Regions from separate parts of the Mus musculus genome. Here region 1 is linked to region 2. The links are chromatin loops, found by intact Hi-C in ENCODE. Cell type or tissue: left cerebral cortex. All regions are shown on one strand. Links, peaks and the distances in the headings refer to the core of each region. The heading gives the core; the rest is flanking DNA.

What was found. Hi-C counts contacts between places; a loop is a spot of excess contacts. Peaks named below come from ENCODE experiments on the same cell type or tissue, not always from the same donor. Only the 100,000 strongest peaks of a DNase experiment are listed, where the experiment ranks them.
Region 1: a loop joins it to region 2, with 2.8 times the contacts of the local background. A loop is called at or near these places in 7 of 42 quality-filtered maps.

Annotation. Positions count from the first base shown.
Region 1 is chr14:9,397,362-9,408,515 of GRCm38, forward strand. No RefSeq gene overlaps it. Among named protein-coding and RNA genes, the nearest start is that of Gm41097, 46 kb to the right of the region's middle. In left cerebral cortex, for the core only: no CTCF peak of the experiment used is centred there; a DNase peak (open chromatin) is centred at 5,030.
Region 2 is chr14:9,638,397-9,649,550 of GRCm38, forward strand. The region is part of intron 5 of Fhit (fragile histidine triad gene); the gene reads right to left. Among named protein-coding and RNA genes, the nearest start is that of Gm41096, 110 kb to the left of the region's middle. In left cerebral cortex, for the core only: no CTCF peak of the experiment used is centred there; DNase peaks (open chromatin) are centred at 3,671, 3,848, 6,599 and 8,083; H3K27ac peaks cover 412 bases.

The sequences.
Region 1 (11,154 bases), core at 1,617-9,616, 240 kb before region 2:
CCTGGAGGTAAAGATACTCAATTTTTCTTTAAAGGAGAATGGGGAAATTGTTTGGAGCATATATGTCTCATTGTTAAAAGATTAAATGACATTAAATGTCACAATCGGTGGATTTTTGATGTTTTTGAAGACTATCTAGAGTCTCTTGAACTGTTAAACCTTAGCTACTCCTAGCCATGTCTATTTGAGTAAATTGAAGGTACTTTATTATAATTAAAATAGAATATAATATAACTATGATTTTTCTATCTGGCCTTTAACTTGTGCTGTTTATTCATCTTAAACAGTTTTTAAAGCTGCTATTGGAAGGACTGGGTCTAAATCTCATATTCTTAAGTGAGTTATATAAGTACAATGTCTATTTAAGAGTAACAATATTAACCTCAAGGTTTTTTGTCAATATAAGAAATTCACATCAATTAAAACCTTAAATCTTTATCAATATAAATTTTGTACCAGTGTAAGAAATATTAAATTCAATTTGTAAATTTGTAAATATTTTTATCAATTAAGGTATGTCTACACAAGCTGGGCAGTGGTGGTACATGCCTTTAATCCCAGCAATTGGGAGGCAGAGGCAGGCGGATTTCTGAGTTCAAGGCCAGCCTGTTTTACAAAGTGAGTTCCAGGACAGCCAGGGCTACACAGAGAAACCCTGTCTTGAAAAAACCAAAAACCAAAAACCAAAAACCAAAAACAACCAAAACCAAAAACCAAAAACTAAAAACCAAAAAAAAAAAAAAAAAAGTATGGCTACGCAATGTTTTGTTCAAAGACAAAATTTAGTAATTCATGTAATTCATTCCATTTATTTCCTCCCTGGTCAAAATTATGACTATTTCCAAATTATCCCTAAAATGACAACTACTATAATTTGTAAAATAACCATTACTCCCAGATACCCAAGTCCAGGGAATTGGGCTGATGACCCTCCATATCTGCTTCTTGCTGAAAATGGGAGACAAAAAAATTCTCTAAAGGGGTTGGAAGGATAGAAAAATTAGTTAGATGTAAAAAATCTAGCTTTGGCATCTGTTATCTAGTCTCTGTATATTTAGAAGGTTCAGGGCTTGATTGGATCCATCTCAAAGTTTAGATGAGGCAAGATGACCTAGGATCACCAGCATCCTCAAAGCTGTTTTACTCAGCAACCAAAAGCAGGGGCCAAGTAGGTCAGTTCAGCATCTCTGAGGATGAATCTGTTCAAAGTTGTACATTCTGTAGTAGATGAATCTCAACCAAAATTTAGTACCATTAAGATAGTTAATGGATTGTACAGGGTGCACAGATTAGTTAAGGATGAAATTTTGTTCCTTGATTGAGCAGGTGAAAGACAACTGTCTTTTTATGAGTTAATTTTATGAATAATCACTTGTATTAAGTCTTTGTGCATGCAATGTGAAGGATGGCATGAAGAATCTTTACCAGTCCTGCTTGATTCTCTTGAATTTTTTGAGTTTTTCAGTATCTCTCCCCTTGTTATATCTGATCCATATGACACTAGAAGGGGTCCAAAGCCTCTTACCCTTTCCTGTCAACAGGAATATAGAGCCTCTTTTCCAAAATAGCAAATCCTAGGTTCAGTAACTAGAAATAATTAAATGTTTAGTTTAACCACTACCAGATGAATTTTAATATAACTACAAGCTCAAAATGACACTCATTTTGATTAATAAAACAATTCAAGGCAAATAAAGCAATCTAAGCAAACATTAGCTGATGAGACGGTACTTCTGTTGTCTCTTTTCTTGACCTTTATGAGATCAAGGCCTAAATTATTTAATATCTCAGTCTACTTACTGTATAAGCCTATTTTTAGGTCTTATTTGTCATAACAGGCATAGAAATCCCATGAGTAAACCATATTTAAAGATATTGAGAAATTGTACTAGCAATCTTTTCTAAAGTACTTTTAATTCAATCTCCTTAACTTCTCCCTTCTGTGGAGCTTAATACTTCTGTATACTAAGGAACAGTTAAACAATTACCATGATACTTTCTGCTACTTTAAAAACAATTAAATCAGATTTTTATTTATTCCTATTCTTTGATCACCTGCTTGTAGGAAGTAGGCAGCTATTGCCATCTGGCTCTCTGGCTCTCATATTAAGCTCTTGTATCAGTTTCGAATTGCAGAAAAAAAATCCTCACTTGGCTCGCGCAAAATCTATATTCCCTTTTATTCTTAAAAACAATTAAATCAAAATTTTAAAATCTATCTTTTGATTGCCTACTTATAGGAAACAGGCAGCTTTTACTGTCTGGCTGTCAGCTTCAGAGTAGTCATCCTGTCTCTTTTCACAGCAGGGGATCCCAGCATCTCTAAGCTGAGGCATTCCCTGTGTTCCTTTGTTCAAGTTTCCTTGAACCAACATGTGACTCCTTGCTCTTTGCTGCTGAGAAACCAATTCTCCCCTCTTCTAGACTTATATCACTTTGTGTGTGTAATCCATCAGAGTATTTCTTAAATTAATAGTGGATTCTTGTCCTTTGTTAGGCGCCATCTGTAGCATGTAGCTTTAGCTACCCTGCCTAAGCTCTGGGAATTGGTGGCACTACCAGCCCTGGCCAAAGAGAATATTGGATCTATGGATGAAAATCACAGACACACACATTACCCAATTTCAACCTGCCTTCTTGGCTCAACTGATGGGTGCTTCCAATCTACTATGACTAGCATGTCCTTCCCAATACTCTTAGCTTATTACCTTTCAACCTGCTCTAGCTTCAGTTGTTCAGTCACCTTCAGTCTCAGGTCAACACCCCAACCTCCCACCTGGAGAAATGGCCTATGGCAGATCCACCTGAGATCTCACATGGCTAGCTGCATTTTCTCCTTCCGAAGTATGGTTTTTTTTTAAAAATCCTTTCTTCTCTCTCTTGTGTCTGCTAGCTGGCCTCAAGGGACCCCGAAGTCTCTACTTCTCACAGCTCATTGGCTGCTAGCATCTTTATTGATGGTTCAAGAACCAATTGGAGAATAGGACCTTAGCATCAGAACCACCCCTACATATGCCTTTGTGTAGACAGGCCAACACTGTCTCTTGAACCCTCACATCCCATGTATTTACTTGGGGATCATAAGTTCATTCTGTGAGCTGTTGCCAGGTGTCCCAATGACAGCTGAGGTGACCCAGTCATCTGAGCATTTCTAATTTTAGTTCAGCTTCTGACCTATGCCTCCATTTGTGTCTGCATGCAAATGTTGTAATGAAACCCATGCTCAGGGTCTATAAGGCTGTGGTCTATAAGGGTTCCCAATGTTGGGAAACCTGCAAGGCACCAGCATGGTCCCACCAAGGTGGATCCTGTAGGAGGAGTCAGGGCTAACACCTGCAACAGATGTGACTAGGGTAAGATATACTAGATCTTGGAATTACATGCCCCTGTCTTTGGGCAACTTGAGGCTCTGGAGCCAGAACCTTCTTCTTCTTTTCTTCCTTTAGTGGGGCTATCTGAGGTCAAAAGCAGAAATCTGAATTGAGACAGTCATAGTCTGGGGAATGGACAAGAATCAGTTTTCAGAAACCTGGCTCCAATGTCTTTGTATAATTGTTAGTTTTATCTCCTGACTCCCTAATCTTCCCTTCCCTCCATCCTCCACAACTTAGGAACTCTTACATTTTATGATGCTGCCTTGTCATCCTGCCAGGAGACACATAAACAGGAAGTACTAATCTGATATGAAGTCACCTTGGCCCTTAGACAGAAGGCTGCCAGCCTGAGAGCTGTAGTGGGAACCGCATTGTTACAGCAATGCTATGCCCCCATGATGAAAACAGACAGGAATGCATGATAGTGGAGTATAACATCCCTGAGCAGATAAGGACTCCAGTCATATCTTTGGTTCAGGGTTTTAGAAAATAAACAAATCACAAGAAGATAAAATGCAAGAAAAGCTTTCCTAAGATCTTTATTAAATAGGTGTAAATTACCAAAAGGCCTTGAAATCACACACTGAAGAATAAGTAAAAACAACCCAGCAAAGTTGCCTGTCCTGAATGACATGGTATGTAATAAAGCCTCTTTACTTTGAAAAAGCATAGACTAAAGGATATCTAAACACAGAGGAGAGAACACTCCAATAGCTTATAAAAGTAAATATTAATGGAATGGACAAGAAATAAAATTTTAAGATAAGTATATCTGCAAAAAGAACACATGAGTTCTCTATATTTATCAGTTGCATGGAGTTTTTGTTTGTTTGTTTTTTGGTTTGTTTGTTTGGTTTTTTTTTTTAATTTTGGAATTTCAAAATAGTGCCCAAGAGAATAAATATTTAGAAACATGATTCCTCTCTGTGTTTTAAGAACAGGAATATTTATCTCCAAAGCAGGAATCTACAGAATGGGCGTGTGTATTTGCCTCTGATTTCCCCAGACCAGGAATCTCACTGTCCTAGAAGCCTATTCTGGCACTGGCTGAAATGGAAATTTGGTTCACAGAAAGCGAACATTGAAGGACCTGGTGGGCAGGTGGGTGGAATTCTGTCTGAAGCTGGAGGCAGGCAAAGAGAGAACTAACATAGTTTAAGGCTGCCCTGATGGGAAATATCTACCGACTTCTCTTTGTTGAAAATTCAGCTAACTTTTCTAAGCTTCAGGGCAGTGTTCTTAGATTTCTTGATGCTGTGATCATGACAAAAAGGTATACCACAGAGTAAATAATTATGTCATCATCTTAGTCCCACAATTAAAAAAAATTAAAACCAGGTATTTCATGTACTAGTGACTGCCTGCTGCCCCCAGTTGGATCTGTGAGCTGTGGTTATCTACTTACTTTGCTATTCTATTACTCCATATCAGTTGGTGGGTGAAGATGGGGGCCTGCGTGGAGTTCATGGACATTTGGGCTTGGGCTTGGGAACCCTAGCAGTTTGCCTCTGTTGGCTTCTGGAATCTTTATCACAGAGATAACGTGTACATCTAGCAAAGCATACTGATAAGAACTCCTCTTTGCAATGTCTGTAATATTTTGTTGCTAGAACTTCACGGTTCCCTTGGAGATAATAATAGAGCCTCTGCATTTATCCCAGAAACTGTGATTCTACCAGAGACTTCAGTGTTGCCAAACCTTGCATGTTAATGAATACACAAATAGACCAAAATAAGATAAGCAAAAGACAGGAGGATTTGGTCTATCGTTTCTTGCCTTCAGCCCATAGTGGCAGGGAGAAGCATGACCAGACCCCTCTCCTTCCAACCCTGACAGCTGCCCCAACCCAAATGCTGACTTGCTCCATAGCAAACAAGAAAAGTAGGCGGGATTCAACCATCCTTGGGAAATAGTAGCAGAGTGGAAATAATAGCAGAGATTGCAGTTGCCCCCAAATAATTGAGCCCCTACAGGAGCCTGACTAGTGCTAGATCCTCAGGCCTTCTCGGCCCATCTCTGTCAGTCCTCTGAACCATCAGGTGAGCAGGGAGAGCACCATAAGACGGCACCCTCAGTCTCCCTGACAACTTTTGAGAATAAAGTTTTAAAAAACAGTTAATTCATGGGACTTCAGATGCCTCAGTTAGGAATATGTTTGCCTTGTAAATTCAAGGACCTGCGTTTGAGCCCCAGAATTTATGTAAGGGAAGGTTGGTGTTATAGCATATGGCAGTAATCTTAGAGCTGGGGAGGTAGAGATGGATAGATACTTGGGAGTTCATAGCCAAACTAGTTGAGTTCCAGGCCAGTGAGTAGCCTTGTCTAAAAAATTGGGGTAGGAAGGGGGCTGTGGTGTTCCTGAGGAACAACACCAGCAGTTGGCCTCTGGCCTCCAAGTGCACATATACACATGTCCATGTATGGACTTGCACATGTATAATTTTAGTAACTTAGTGGAAGTCTTGTATATATTATCCATGTATTATAAATGACTTTTGAATGCATTAAACATTTTATAAATGTAAATCCCTCATTTTCTCCTCTTTCTCTTCCTTCTCTTCCTCCTCCTTCTCTTCTCTGACTTGCCTTTGGCTAATGTTGGATTAATATTGCCATTCTTTTATTTGAAGTTAAAAGAAACACAGGTAGAGTTGCAAGGATCTTTGGTACCAGGGGTCTTTGTGTTCTTGTCTCACAAATATGTAGAATGAACTTCATAAATCACAGACAATGAGTATTAGAGAGCATTTCATTAAAGAATCACAGGTAGGAAATTAAAAGAGAGAGAAGAAGGAATGGCAGGAGAAAAGAAAGAATGAGGGACAGAGAAGAAGGAGAGAAAGGTGGGGGAGAGAGGAAGGGAGGGAAGAGGAAGAGAGAAGGAATAAGGATAGGGAGAGGGACAGGGACAGGGAAGGAGAAGGGAAAGGGAGAATAATGCAGGAGGGAGAGGGAGGGGGAGAGAAAGACTGAGAGACTCCTATAGAGCATGAAAGGGAACCCAGGAAATTCAGTGCCTGCTTGGGGAAAGGAATGATGGGGCTGGGGCTGAGCTGGCCAGTCGTTTCCTCCATCCAGCAGTCGCCTTTCCCCTAGTCCTAGAAGCATGTACATCTTCAGACACATGCTCACTCAGGACACGTCACAGAGGCGAAAACCCCCTTCTGAGCACCCTTCTGGCCTCTAGCGAGAACATTTTGGTAACTGTTGCATCAGGGCCGGTTCCTTGCTTGAGCAGCTTCTATCTTATCTGCCCAGCAGAGGCTTCAATACCCTTGACTCACTGCAATTTGGCTTGGATGCAAACATCAATAACAGGACGCCCAATGCCTGGATCATTCAGAATGGGTAATGTAGGTTTCACTCTTTGCTAAGTGGGTTTTGGGAGAAGAACTTGTTGCTTCTCTTTGCGACTAAGTTTCCAATTCCTACTTGAAGATGTAGGTGACGTGTAGGTTCTGACAGACACTCTTCCCTGTGCTCTCTGCATACCATCTGTACTGCTCAGACACTAAGATGGACTTACTACAGTCCAAAATATTTATTGCCATCTTTTTCATTTGTAAATATAATTCCAGCATGGAGTTAGAAGAAAAATGGCATATTTATAGAGGGCAGCTAATTTCCGAAAGGAGCCTTTTTTCACAGCACAAGACTGGGTGGGTGCCTACGTGCTTAGCAGAGATGTAACAATGCAGTGTTCCCAAGACAAAAACTCAGGGTTCGGTAATGTGTAGCCAAAATATTAGAGCAGTATTATATTTAGGGAGTTATCTAAGGGATGGTTGATATTGTGCTGTGTCATTGATATGGGCAATCATGCAGTTTTATTTCTTAACCTCTGCTGGCTTGTGAATCTGATTTACTGACCTTAGCCTGACACTTTATAAACTTTGTAAAAGATCTGAGCTTCATTGATCCTAATGCCAAATTTATGTGAGTTCAAAGCTGGCCCTAGTCCCTCCTTGTCTACTTTCCAATTATTTCAGAAATGTTGTCTTATTCAACCCATACCCTTTTATAAAGCAGGGCTGCTGCTCCTGAGGTCTGGCCTCAGCAGCTTAGCTGGACTCATTACCAACAGTCAAGGGCATGGTGATTCCTTTGACAGATACAGATTTGAAAGCACATCCTAGGGTTGCCTTCTTGTCAGCCTTTATAGAGTTTGCATGTACATGTTGTACGTGTATGTGCTCATGTGTGTCCAGATGTACAAATTGTGGAGGTGTGTTTGCAGGCCTACATGAGATCAAGCAAGAGTCTTCTAGAAGGGAAAACCTCAGGTGTTCTTCGGGTACAATTTTTTTTTTTTTTTTTTTTTTTGACGAGTCTCTCACAGAGTTCTTTGTTTAGGATATTTACCTGGCTCCGCCTCTGGCTGTAGGATCACATCATCCCTGGCTTTCCTTCCATGGGCACTAGGGCTGGAGGTCCTCAGGCAAGCACTTTAGTAATGGATATCCATCCAGACCAAACACAAGAAAAGCCTTCTTCAAACAACAGAAAGGAGCCCTGCACTCGTGTTATCGCGATGGAAATGGTGCTTCCCTGTACCTATTGGAGGACTACGTTCTCTTTGTCATCTCTGTGAGACTGGAGCACTGAGCTATGTAGGTGTCACATACTTGCCCCATTCACAGGTTGCTTGCAGTTACATCGCTTCCCAGTCTCTGGACATCACGTTCAGTTTTCTTCCGCCTGCGTAGAATTTGTTTCTCTGCTCGAAGTGGTGATTTGGCAGGCATTGGCCCCTTTTCCATGTTTAATTAATTCCTCTAATTTTGTGGTAAATGAGAATAATGGGACTTAATTTTGCTATTTATGTAAAATTGATTGGTAATTACGGGGAGCACAGGAGATTTGGCTTTACAAACGGAAATTAAGTGACCCCTTCATCATGGTGCCTTGGCATGCCTTATTCACTCATCAGGAAAGAGCCGGAATGGCAGCGACTAGGGGAGAAGGCTACTGGATTTGTGACTCCTTGCAGTTGATAAAATAAGGAAGAAGGGTCATCGGAAGGCCCAGCTGAAATCAAACCGGAATCATCTAGAAGTTCCTATGTGCAGGATGCAACACTTTTGGCTACTTTGTGTCTCAGGTTTGCTGTGAACTGGTCCCTTGGCTCCATTGTCTCCGAGCTCCTTAACAGAGACGAAAGGGCTCTAGGCAAGGATCTTATTCTAGAAGGCGTCTCATCTGGGTGTGGTGGGAGGAGGGGAGTGCTCAGCCTTATTTTCTCCTTTCTTTGATTTGTTGTTTGATGTTTGTTTGTTTTAAAATAGGCTCTCATGCTGTAGCCCAGGCTAGACTTAAACTTTTGGCAATCTACTCATCTTAGCCTCTTAGGGGCTGGCATTATAGGCACATACTGCCGAGCTTGTTTGTGCAGTGCTGGGAGTTAAAGGTAGGCCTTATACATGCTGTCTGAGGACTGAAAACGTTCTATTTTTATTTTGACACAGGGTCTCATGTATCCCAGGCTAGTTTCAAACTTGTAGTTTCAAGCCAAGGATACTCAGCTTGGTCCACCTCCCTGGTGTTGAGAGAGCTGGGATTATAGCCACATGCCACCATGCCAGTTTACTAGGTGCTGAATTTCATGTTAGTGATCACTCTGCCAACTGAGCCACATTCCTCTGTCTTTTGAAACTTTGAATACAGATCAACTTGAGGGTCTGATTTTCAGTAGATCAGAGGATCCACATCCATTGTAATAAATGAGAGCTAGTTTATTATTTATCAGGATCTAGACCTAAGTTCATATATTTAAATGGTTCATTCTGTGATTCCCCCTTCTCTCTACTTTCCAACCTAGACAAGCTGACCAAAACAATAAAAAGTATGATCCCTAATCATAAAGATTTAATAATCCCCATTAAGTATTTTTTATTGGATATTTTATTATTTACATTTCAAATATTATCCCCTTTCCCGGCTTACCCTCTGGAAACCCCCTATCCCATTCTTCCTCCCTCTGCTTCTCTGAGGGTGATCCCCTACCCACCCACCCACTCCTGCCTCTCCAACCTGGCATCTTCCCTACACTGGGCATCCAACCTTCACAGGACCAAGGGCATCTCCTCCCATTGAAGCCTGACAAGGCCATCCTCTGCTACATATGTGGTTGGAGCCATGGATAATCTTTGGTTGGTAGTTTAGACCCAGGGAGACCTTGGGGGTCTGGTTGGTTGTTATTGATGTTCTTCCTATGGGGTTGCAAACCTCTTCAACTCCTCAGTCCTTTCTCTAATTCCTCCATTGGGGACCCTGTGCTCAGTTCAATGGTTGACTGCAAGCATCTACCTCTGTATTTGTCAGGCTCTGGCAGAGCCTCTCAGAAGACAGCTATATCAGGCTCCTGTCAGCAAGCACTTCTTGGCATCCACAATAGTGTCTAGAGTTGGTTACTGTATATCAGATGGATCCCCAGGTGGGGCAGTTTGTGGATGAGTTCTCCTTCAGTCTCTTCTCTACACTGTGTCTCCATATTTCCTCCCATGAGTATTTTGTTCCCCTTTATAAGGACTGAAGCATCCACACTTTGGGCCCCTTCTTCTTGAGCTTCATTGTGGTCAGTGAATTGTATATTGAGTATTCTGAAGTTTGGGGCTAATATCCACTTAATAGTGAGTGCATATCATCTGTGTTCTTTTGTGACTGGGTGACCTCACACAGTATGATATTTTCTAGTTCCATTTGGAAGCCTAAGAATTTCATGAAATCATTGTTTTTAATAGCTGAGTAATACTCCATTGTGTAAATGTACCACATTTTCTACATCCAGTCCTCAGTTGAGAGAAGTCTGGGTTGTTTCCACCTTCTGACTGTTAAAAGGCTGATATAAATAGAGTAGAGCATGTGTCCTTGCTCTATATATGTCCCAATATATAAGTATTGGGACATCTTTTGGGTATAGGCCCAGGAGTGATATAGCTGGCTTCTCAGGAAGTACTATGTCCAATTTTCTGAGGAACTGCCAGACTGATTTCTGGAATGGTTATATCAGCTTGCCATCCCACCAGCAATGGAGGAGTGTTCCTCTTTCTCCATATCCCTGCCAGCATCTGCTGTTACTTGAGTTTTTAATCTTAGCCATTCTGACTGGTGTGAGGTGGAATCTCAGGGTTGTTTTGATTTGCATTTTTTGATGACTAAGGATGTTGAACATTTCTTTAGGTGCTTCTCAGTCATTTTCTATTCCTCAGTTGAGAATTCTTTGTTTAGCTCTGTATCCCACTTTTAATAGGGTTATTTGGTTCTCTGGAGTCTAACTTCTTGAGTTCTTTGTATAATTGGATATTAGCCCTCTATCAGATGTAGGGTTGGTAGAGATCTTTTCCCAATCTGTTGGTTGCTATTTTGTTCTATTGACAGTATCCTTTGCCTTGCAGAAGCTTTGCAATTTGATGAGGTCCCATTTGTTGACTGTTGATCTTAGAGCATAAACCAATGATGTTCTGTTCAGGAAAATTTTCCCTGTCTTCTCATGGTGGCCTGGATTTCCTGGATGTTTTGGGTTAGGGACTTTTTGCTTTTTGCATGTACTTTGACTCTTGTTTCAATGTTTTCTAAGTGATTGTTGCTCCCTGTTATTTTTTATGTGATTTTTATGTTTGGGTTTGTTGAAAGATTACTTTCTTACTTTTTCTAGGGTGTAGTTTACATCCATGTGTTAGCATTTTCCATCTATTATCCTTTATAGGGCTTAATTTGTGGAAAGATATTGTGTAAATTTGGTTTTACACAACAATCTTGGAATATCTTTGTTTCTCCATC
Region 2 (11,154 bases), core at 2,138-10,137:
GATTTGAAGTACACATAGGAGAGAAGTGGTGTTGTCATTAGAGGTTGGGGGAAAACTAACACTTAGTCCCAAGGAAGAGGAAGCAGACTTCAGTTTGGATTCATTCAGAAGGTAGGAAACTAATATGTGGATCAGAAATAAGCAGGATTGGGTTTTTTGTGCTGAAATATACATAAAATAAAACCTACTACCTACCCATTTTAAACTACAATACAGTGGCACTTAGAATATTCACAATGTACAACTATTATTGCCATCTAGATACAGATGTGCCCAACTTGCAGGCCACAGGCTGTGTGCATTCCACGACCGTTAAGATGATCACATTTATAGATGTTAAGTTCAACACATTTATAGATGATCATAGTATATTGCAATGACAAAAAGTTAGAGTCCTCTTATTACTCTAGAACCTTCTCATTACCTCCAAGGGAAACCTTCTAGTCATTAAGTTGTACCTCATCCTTTCTGAATCCTTTCCTGCCACTAACCCTGTCAACCATTAATGTGCCTTCCACCACTCTGGATTTGCTTGTTACAGGTATTTTGTATGAATAGCATCCTGAATAGAATGCATGTTCTTTTGATGTGTGGGGAAGATGGGGGAGGGGGTTGTGTTTGTGTGTTTGCACTTGTGTGTACATGTATGTAGAGCCTAGGGCTCAACTTTAGGTGTCTTCCTCAGTTGCTCTCCACCTTTTTTTGTGTGTCACAGATTCTAACTGAGTTTGGAAGTTCTCAGTAAAGTTAGAGTAACATGCCAGAAGCTCTATGGAGTCTCCCATTTCTGCCCTCCCTGCAGCACTAGGTTTACAGATGTGTGCTTTTAAGTGGGTACTGGGGATTTGAACCTAGGTCCCTGAGCTTTTTCTGTAAGCACTTTACTGACTGAGTCATCTCTCCAGCCCTGAAGATGTTTTTATGACATATCCATAAATAGTGTTGCAGGCGATCAGCATGCTTTGTAAAGGATCCTGGGAGAGGTACCCAGTTCAGATGCAGATTACAAGTTTGCACAATAGAGCTATACTGTGCGGAAGACTCTGGCATGAGGAAAGTGCCAGAAAGGATGGAGCTGCTTCTAGTACAGCTCTGGCTAACCTCCCATCACCTTCTACACTGCTGGGGTGGGGGTGGGGTGGGGAAGTCTTTACTATAAGATAAACCAGGTCCAGATATGTAGCTGTTTCTGCTGATCTCAAATCTTCCTGTTCTTTCCCCACCACCCCTTCTGCTGACAATTGTTTGCTAATTTCCCTGACACACTGCAATTTTCTTCTCTGAAGCATGTTTGACCTGGAGCACAGCTTTCTGCTGAGTGATATATAGTTTTAGCCATTAGCATAGCCAGGTCTGTAGAAGAACAGGGACAAACAGGCATCACTTCAGCTTTAACTACAATGACTTGTCTCAATAAACTCAGGGACAATCTATAAATATGCTGAAGATAAGGGCAATACAATTAGCTATAAAAGGGCTATAGAGTAAAAGTGATGTTTTATGGTCACACGGACACACTCATACACACACACACACACACACACACACACACCAAAAACTATTAAAAGCATACCTTTCAGCAACCAGTTTAGAGGACACATATTGGTTTTGAATAAATACCAAACAACAGGGGTTGAGGCAAGGGGCTCAGAAGGCTGTCAAAGCAGCATATCTAGGTTGGGAGGGTGGACTTCATCTCATGACTGTAAACCATGTGAGAGATTTAGATCTACTCTGTATCTACAGGAGAAAAGCTGTGATGGCATGAAAACAAACATCCATGTACCAGCAGCTGGTAAGATAGCCCAGTGGGCAAGCACTCTTTCCCCTAAACATGACAAATTTCCTTTAGTCATCCAAATCCTTACAGTGAAAAGAGAGAACTGATTATTTCAGAGTGACATCTGACCTCTATGCAGGCACACACACATACATGGATTATTAAATGAAGTAACTAATAAGAGAGAGAGAGAGAGAGAGAGAGAGAGAGAAAGGGATGGAGAGAAGGAGGGATGGAAGGAGCAAGTGAGGGGGAGAGAGGGAGAGAGAGAGAGAGAGAGAGAGAGAGAGAGAGAGAGATATTAAGGACCCTATAGCTGATTGAATGATGCTATTAAAAATCCATGTCTACTTAGTATTTCACAATGCATCCCCATTTGGAAATAAAATCTGTGACACATGCAGTTAAGATGAGGCAATACAGGACTAAGGTAATTGATAACTTTAAAGACTGGTGCTCAATCTTTTTGGGGTGATTAGAAGGCATACAGATATCCATACAGAGAAGAATGCCATATAAATATACCCAGAAATTGAAGGTATATATCTGTAAACTAGGCAACACTGAAAACTGCAGCCAACCACTAGAGACCAGCATAAAGGAAGGAAGTATTGCTCCCCAGAACTTTCATGAACCTTTATTAACATCAAACTCTAATGACAGCTGGACCTAACATTCACAGCCTGTGGACCTGGGAGAGGATAAATTCCTACAGCTTACTCCATTTGGTTCTTGCTCTCATCCAATCATACCATCCTGTTTTAAAGTTGGGAAACATGAATTCTTATCATGAAATTTCATCACCACTGGAGTTCAACATCTGAACAAAAGTTTAGCCAGCACTCTGATTACCCTGACTTAATAGGAAGGGCTTGCATCCGGGGCAGTGTGACTACCCTGACTTAGTAAGGGCTTGCATCCGGGGCAGTGTGACTACCCTGACTTAGTAAGGGCTTGCATCTGGGGCAGTGTGATTACCCTGACTCAATAAAAAGGGCTTGCATCTGGGGCAGTTTGATTACCCTGACTCAATAAAAAGGGCTTGCATCTGGGGAAGTGTGACTACCCTGACTTAATAAGAAGGGTTTGCATCTAGGGCACTCTAACTACCCTGACTTAATAAGAAGGGGTTGTATCTAGGGCAGTGTAACTACCCTGACTTAAGAAGAAGGGGTTGTATCTAGAGCAGTGTAACTACCCTGACTTAAGAAGAAGGGGTTGTATCTAGGGCAGTGTAACTACCCTGACTTAATAAGAAGGGGTTGTATCTAGGGCAGTGTGACTACCCTGACTTAATAAGAAGGGGTTGTATCTAGGGCAGGATGTCCTACAGGCTCTTTTGTTTGCCTTGTTTTCAGAATGAGAAGAAGGCAGATCTTTTTACTTGTCTTTATGACTCCCTTCTTAGGGATCTCATCTCTGAGCCCACAAAACTTTTTACTCTGTTTCCCCACTCCTTTGCCAGAGCTAACCCCTTGTCTTGTAGGCAAGTGTGTGCTGGCTAAGCAGAGATTATTCCATGTTGATCATGGTTTTTTATTATATTATATGAGATCCCTCTGGTCGTTACTAGGGCATATGTCAGTTCCTAGAGATTCGAACCAAACCAAAGATCCTTCAGATCTAGAGGAAAGGGGCTCAGAGTTCAGCAGTTCCAGCAGGCAACCACAAGCTGCCTGGTTAGCTCTGGCTTCAGATGTCATTTATGAGCTTGTGACATGCTTTTGGAAGCAAGGGTGTCATTAGTGATGCAGAGGCTATGAAGCCCATCCTAGAAACCTGTCATTTGTGTTCCTGGGAATATCAGACGTGAAGCTGTCTTGCTGCAAGAAGACAGTATGGAGCATCCCTGCCACATGAAAGGGATGTCTCAAACCTCTGGCCAGGAAGGCTCAGGGACACTGAAACTATGACAGGATGAGAGGCTGACAGGACAGTATTGCCAGACCTTGGCATGAAATAGATTTCTAAGCATCTCATCAAATGTCTGCAAGGACAGGTTCTCTCAGTGACCCTCCAGAATCAGTCAAAGTCTGCTCTTGTCTGAGCTATGATTTACATATAAAAGCATCCATCGAGCTGTGCCCAGCCTGTCACTTTGCTTAGCAACAGTAGCAGAATAAGATTTTACGTAGGAAATGAGAATCTCTTTTTGGCCGGATGAGGCACTGGGAGTTGGTACTGGGAAGACTCTATTAAAGCACCCTTATGGACTGATGTGCACAGATGTGTTAATTTATAGCACATTCATCAGAAGACCTAAATTAATTGCTCTCTGATGAATTTCATAACACCTTCTTTCTGCTTCTCAACCCTCCCCCAAAATACACTGAAAAGGTCAACAGTCCTATCAAATGCAACACACTTAAACTTCCTTCCAAGCTTATAATTAAAGCTAATTAGTAGTTTTGGTAATTAGCACATGTAGGCTTTCTACTCTCTGAATTAATAAGTCTTACACAGGTTGTGAGCCAAGCAGGCTCTTTGCTTGCTGATTCCTGAACCCACGGTTTGGCTGGTTTATTTAAAACAGGCCTCTTCAAAGTGCAATACTAGAAAGGACTCCTACTTACCATGATCTGCTATCAGGCCAGAGTGTGATTGTACACAGGAAAAGTGGGACTGTTATCACTAGATGACGTCAGCACATACACTCCAGTCTGCTTCTCCAATAACCAATCCATCTCATGCTCTCCCTGAGGTGTGGGCTATGTCCCGTCAGCTGTCACACAGCCTGGACAACCGTAAGGACACTGCTCCCCTTATGTCCCATTCAATCTACCCTGAGAATACCAAATACCTTGTGGCTGTGATATAACTGCTCTTGTTGATTCTATTTACGAACGGAAAGGAGGCAGATCACAAGCCAGACTGGTCTCTGCCTGTGTTAGACCAAGTGACTTTCCAGAGAGCTCCATGTTTATTCTATCCATTTTTTCTCATTTATTTCAGACAGCATGGGGCATCCTGTATGCAGACAAAATTAAAAGTGTATTTTTTTAAAACCAATCCTATGTTGATTATTAAGAAAAACTTCGGTGACTTGTTTTCAGACTTTTGACAATTGTGAGAATAGTTTTCCTTGGGTACCATACTATTTTCTGGTTAAGAAAAAGAAGAGAGAGAAAAACAAAGAAAGAAAGAAAGGAGGGAGGGAGGGAGGGAGGGAGGGAGGGAGGGAGGGAGGGTAGGGAGGAAAAGGTCTTGGTCATTCACTAGAGTCATCAAAAAGTCAGGACAACAGTGGTTGCCCACAGCACTAGCCACCATGAATATGGTGAGAAGGAAATGGCCATTTGCACATGGGGACAACTACACAGCAGCTTGGGGACATTGCAAAGCAGATCACCAGGACTGGTTTTAATGGCACACTATTGCCACTGTGATATCTACTTTTGAATCCTTATGCTACTATCCCTGACCTGATTGAAAAGCAAAATGTCTTTGGCCCTGTGGACAGCTGTGACTGAAAGCGATAATCTAAGATTCTGAATGACCACAGCCTCAGGCACTTGTGTGACGGGAGAGTCTTAGTGAATGCACTCTGGTAAATTCCCCTGAGACTCTGTCCCTAAGGACATATGAATTGTTCGTATGTTTTTTATTGTCGCAATTGGGAGTGGGAGTCTGGTAGGTGGGATTCCACCAGTGGGTAGAAGCCAGTCATACTGCGGTTGCACACCTGACAATGTACTGGCTGGTGCTCTGAGTCAGAGAATCTCGAAGCTCCATAAGCCAGTGATGTTGGTGCATCTAAGCGGGATCTCCTCTGAGGCTCCCCTCTGCTTTCAAAATCATTTGACCCAGGACAGAGGCAAAGGATGCCAGACCTCACCTTACAGGGAAGCAAGAAGTAAGCGGTCTCTAGATAACTCCAGCCACCTGCTGAAAGCCACGTGCTGGCTTTTTTTGTTTTTTTTTTTTTTTAACACAACTAATGCCAACATTTTACATTATGGATGAGCTCACGTGCCATGGCAAGCAGTTTAAGAATGATGCTTCTCTTTAATGAATCTTAAATGGTTTATTACTGAGGGTCAAGTTGCTGCTTGCAGTGGGAATCTGACATTTATGAAAACGCCTGGCATTAATTATTAATGGGGACATCCTTTCTGGGGAAAATCACTTTCTGGGTAATCCCAGAAGCTTTATATTCCGGGCTGCAAGGTCTGCTTTGCTGTTAATCCTCAAAGCATTAATTAAATAAAATTTACAATGAGTTCAGGATGCATCTACCCTCAAACATTATGCAGAAGACAGCTGAATGCTCTTAGATTTCCCCCTTAGTAACCAGCCATCACTGAGGGCTATTTACAGCCTTCCTTTTGTTCTTAGCAAAAACCTGGTATCTCTTCCCACTGAGAAGAAAACTATGCTTAGTAATTAAATTACACCACATTAAACTTACTTAACTTAAGTTCACCAGCAGGGAGAATTCTATGCCCCTGGGTTTAAACAATAACTCCTAATCACGTTTGCCAGCCATGTCTTTTCTGTGAGTTGCTATAATTTTCATTCCTGGAATTCCATTAAAAATGGTAATGTCATTACTCCTGTTAATGCTCAAAACCAACAGCATAATCCTGCATTTTAATTAGTGATTATAATTAATCATTATTTCATTAATGAAATGTTTAGTTGGTAATTGTCTTTGAGCACCTTACTCCCTGGGCTTATAAGCGTTTCATAACATCTCATTCGCTGCCTGCTTCTGATGGAGTGGCTCTGTCAGCCTTATTTTATTTTAACACTTTCATGTGACTCTGCATCTCAGGCTCCAGACACGGGTTGCATATTTACACTTTGGAAATGTGTGGCTTCTGGCTGTTGAGAAGGTTTGCAGGAAGCCTTACCCTCACATGCTTCCCTGCCAACTTAAGAAGGCGAGTCAGCACGCTCCCAGAGAGCAGAAGGCGTGAAGAGAAATAAGTCCTGGAACCCTTACTTAATAATAAATGTGGGGTCCAGATTCATGGCTTTTTGAGAGAGAGAGAGAGAGAGAGAGAGAGAGAGAGAGGCTAGAGCAAGGATTTGGGGATATTCTTTGGAACAGGAAGGTTGATTTCAGAGCTTAAAGAATAAGCTGGGAGGGTTGTTGAGAATTTGACAGGAGGCAGATTTTTGTGATTCTCTGGAATGCCCCAAATATTCTTACTTGCTGGGTTGGTTTGGAGTGAGGAGGTGGGAAGAAATAGAAATGCCATAAGGCCTAGGACCCACAGTCCATGGTTCCTTATGCCGTGGAGAAAGAAACTGATGTAAAGGAATTCAAAAATTAGGTTGGGTTTTGTAAACGGATCAGGGCTACCAAACTGTTAGTTTGTTAGTAGTCCTCACCCATGTGGATGACTGCCTCCTCTCAGCAGGATAGGCAAAGCCCTCCCCCCACCCCTTGTCCTTCCTTGCCTGTATACTTAGGTTCTCCCTGAGGCCAGGCATAATCAGGACAGACTAGCAAAGGAAGGTCTCACAACTTCTGAAACACAGACGGCGCCCTCTATCACAAACTACATCTTCAGTATGATTTTTCATAATTTGATGTAGCAGTTATTTCTCCATTAAAAATCTAATGTTGGCAGCAGTAATCATAGTAACTTTGGGTTTATAATCCCATGGAATCCTCCCTCACTATGATTTAGAATGGAGGAAGGAACATTCTTTATGGTGTGCTGAGGTCTTAGAGGAAGTGGGCTACAGGATCCTATGTCATGTTCATAAACATTTATCAATGGGAACAATGATCATGTGGCATTACATACAGGCTTTATTTTTCTTAGTGGAAATAAGACCTATGAAACAAGAAAGTATAGTGTAAATTCCCTCTAAAGAGTTTGGACAGAGATAATGAAGCACTGCTATATATGCAGCAAACTGTATACACTTCCCCAAGGTTCATGGGCTCTGTACTCCATCACATCAGCTTTATGCCTTTGAACTTTTTCATCCCCTCTCTTGAAGTCAATTCCTTGGCTAAAGAGAAAAGTTGCCCATATTCACATCCATGTCCTCTTTAGAGATTGGCAAATTGCCTTGTTCTTGGGCAGTATTTGTTAATAAACACTCTGGGGATCTTGGGAATAGCAGACTATCCCAAGCAAGGTGCCAAATGCTTACACAAGACTCCCAGAGATAGACCGAGGGTCTCTTCAGTACCACACTGCTTAGCATCTGGTGAGGCCTTGCATCGTCTGGATACAGTCGCCCTGGATTCTAGAAGAAAAAGGCTTTGGGGGCAGATATGCGCAGACCGAGATCTATCTCCAGACCCAGCCTTTCTCTCTGCAGAGCCTGGCGTTTTCCAAGAACCGAGGCTTAGCAGATGGTGTTTTTGAATTAATTTTCTAAATTGCCATCTATAAGATCTTCTGTTTCCTACAATCCAGTTGCTTAAAGGATTTAAGAATGGAATTTAGATGTATGTATCTTGTTTGTGTACCTAGATTGTAGGTTTGCTATCCCAGAGGAGTTGTGTGCCAGGATTCAAAGGATATCATTGGCAGTAACCCTCAGCCTACAAGACTGCAGTATCTTTGCTCTCTGCCAGATAAACAGAGGTGTGGACTACACCCTCTGTCACATGGGTAGCACAATTTGTATTGTTTCCTGCATTATGGAGATTGTAGCATTAACCTTTAGGGAAAAAAAAAAAGCAGGGCCTTCAGTGAGAACAGAATATTCTGAAAACATGTCCTCCAGCCTTTTCAAGCCACTAATACATGTTGCCTCACATTCTCTTCAGTTTCCAAAGCAACTTTGAAGCTGATTCCATTGGGCTCATTCACAACAGTTTTTTCCTCCAATCTAACTTCTCTTTTAGAAAAGGAGAGAACAAAGGAATAATAGCAACATCCCTGTTTGGCTAGGAAAAAAATAAGGCTGTACAAGAGCTTTGGAAAGTCAGTGCATATCTTCTCTAAGCTGAGACCGAATATTACTGAATGATTCTAAAATAGGACAAAAGGACAACAAGAGGGAGGGAAGGAGCAAGAGAGAGGTATGGAGAGGGAAGACAAGGAGAAATGAGGGTGGAGGGTGGGGAGTGGGAGAACCCAAGGACAGTGCCTTGCCATGCTGTTTGAGTGTGAGACTGGAGGGGAGGGGATTTGCAATAGGGGGAAAAAACCTGGAGTGCATCAAGAGGCAGGCTCTGCATTAAGAGCTTATATGAATTCTGGAAAGAAATAAAATGAATAAATAAATAAATAAAAGGAGGCTTTGATCCACTCCAAAGAGAGAGACAGGCGACTTCAAAGCAGAATAACAACCTCCTACACTTTGCCCTGCTTTAAGAACACAGGGCATCCATTATGGATCAGCCGACCTTCTCTTCCTACCATGCGGGCTGCAGAGCAGCCTCGATCTAGACCCTCAGCCTAAGCAGCTTTCCTAACCACACAGCATGTGTGAGGTTTGAGGCTGTGAATATTTGGGCTGGTGGCTCTTAAGTGAGGGCAATTCATTGATATAGAAGGCTTCATAAATCTCCAGATCCTGCTAAATAGTAACTTCTCACTTGTACTTCAAAAACATGGGATGGTACCCAGTCTGGCTCTTCAATCCTGTCAGACGCATATCTAAATAATAGCTCAGCTGTAGAAATATGACCAACCCAAAGCCTCAAAATTCTCAAAAGTAAGTTTTGGGGGGAGATGTACTTGTTACTAGAATGTGCCCTGCCAGCCCTTTGTAAGTGCAAACTTTACAAAGACCTTTCAGGGAGTGCCTCAGATATAGTGGAATTAGTTTGTACTGCTCTCAAACACCTGCCAGGCTGCTAGACTCTCTGGATTCTGGCTTGGTCTGTGAGATCACTTTCAGCTCAGGTACTTGGCCTCAAACTGAACTGGTCACCTGTCTAGAGTTCTCCACAAATAAAGCAGTCTTCCCCATGCAGGAGGCTCAGCTTTCCACCTGTCCTTGATCTGAGAACACTGTCACCTCCTTTATGTGTGGACAGGGCATTAGTTCCAGGCTGCCTATTGATTGTAATTGTCAGTTGTTGTCAGTCAGTAAAAATGGCAATGGTAAAAAAAAATAATAAAAAAAAGATATAGGAGTGAGAAGAGGAGAGGAGAAGAGAGGAGAGAGAGAGGAGAGGAGAGGAGAGGAGGGGAGGGGAAGGGAGGGGAAGAGAGAGAGAGAGAGGGGGGGAGGGAGAGAGAGAGAGAGAGAGGGGGGGGAGAGAGGGAGAGAGAGAGAGAGAGAGAGAGAGAGAGAGAGAGAGAGAGAGAGAGAGAGAGAGAGATTTTGATTCTGGAGGTTTCTCCTAGTTATTTTTAAAGTATTTTCTTTGTTGATTTGAAGCACTGTAGAAATGTTCCCATCTGCTGTGTTTCTTCTTATTCTGCTGCATTTTATAGCTTAAACATAGATCTTTTATTGGGTACAGCTTCTGTTAACAATATGCTTGCTGGGTGAGCCCAGAACTATTCTCTCCTTATGGGCCCCAGATTAGGCCACCTGTCAGCAAGCAGACTGGAGCTTCCAGTCTCTTGTGGAAAGTACCAAGCTCTTGGGTCTCCTGTCTCTTCTCTTCTGCAGCCCAGGTTATAAGCTGATGTCAGTGGGTTCCTGCCTGGTGTGGACTAAATTAATTTCCAGAAGTTCTTCCCTTCATCAATGGTCTCTCTTACTCTCGCTACTTGAGGCCAGTTCTTTGTGTTTCACATAGCTTTGTACAGACCATAAGCCCTTCAGCTTTCCAAGTCTTCTTTTCCTTAAGCAATTAATTTGCAGAGGTTATTTGCATATTTATATGGGAAAAACTTGCTCATATACCTGTCTGCATGTGGCTATATATGTGCATATATATGTGTGGATTTTTATGCAAGTATGTTTATATCTTGCAAAAGGACAACCTTGGGTGTAGTTTCTCAGGTGTTCCATTAGGTCTCTTGTTGGCCTGGAGCTCCCCCAAAAGACTAATCTGGCTAGCTAGTAAATGCCAGGGTTCTGCTTTCTCCCCCTCAGTAATGAGATTACAGGCATGTACCACACACCACCCAGGTTGATGTGGGTTCTAGAGATCGAGCTCCGGGCTTTTGGCTTCAACTTTAAAATAGAAACACAATCATGGAATCCGTTCTATGGAGATGCTATTCTTCTCAGATTGTCTCATGGTTTCCCAGAAAATTTCCCATAGAATTGCACAAATCTAGGAAGACTGTCATTGCCATCACAGATGGAGTCACACCGCAACATGAATGCTTCATTATTTATCAATTGCTCGGTCAATGGATTTGCTATGACCTAAATGTGTTTGCCAAAATTAATGTCACACCTTAAAAACAACTCTCATAGTATTAAGATAAATGTTCAAAAGAACTGATTAAATCATGAGAGCTTTGCTCTCAGTAATGTGATTGGAGCCTTTA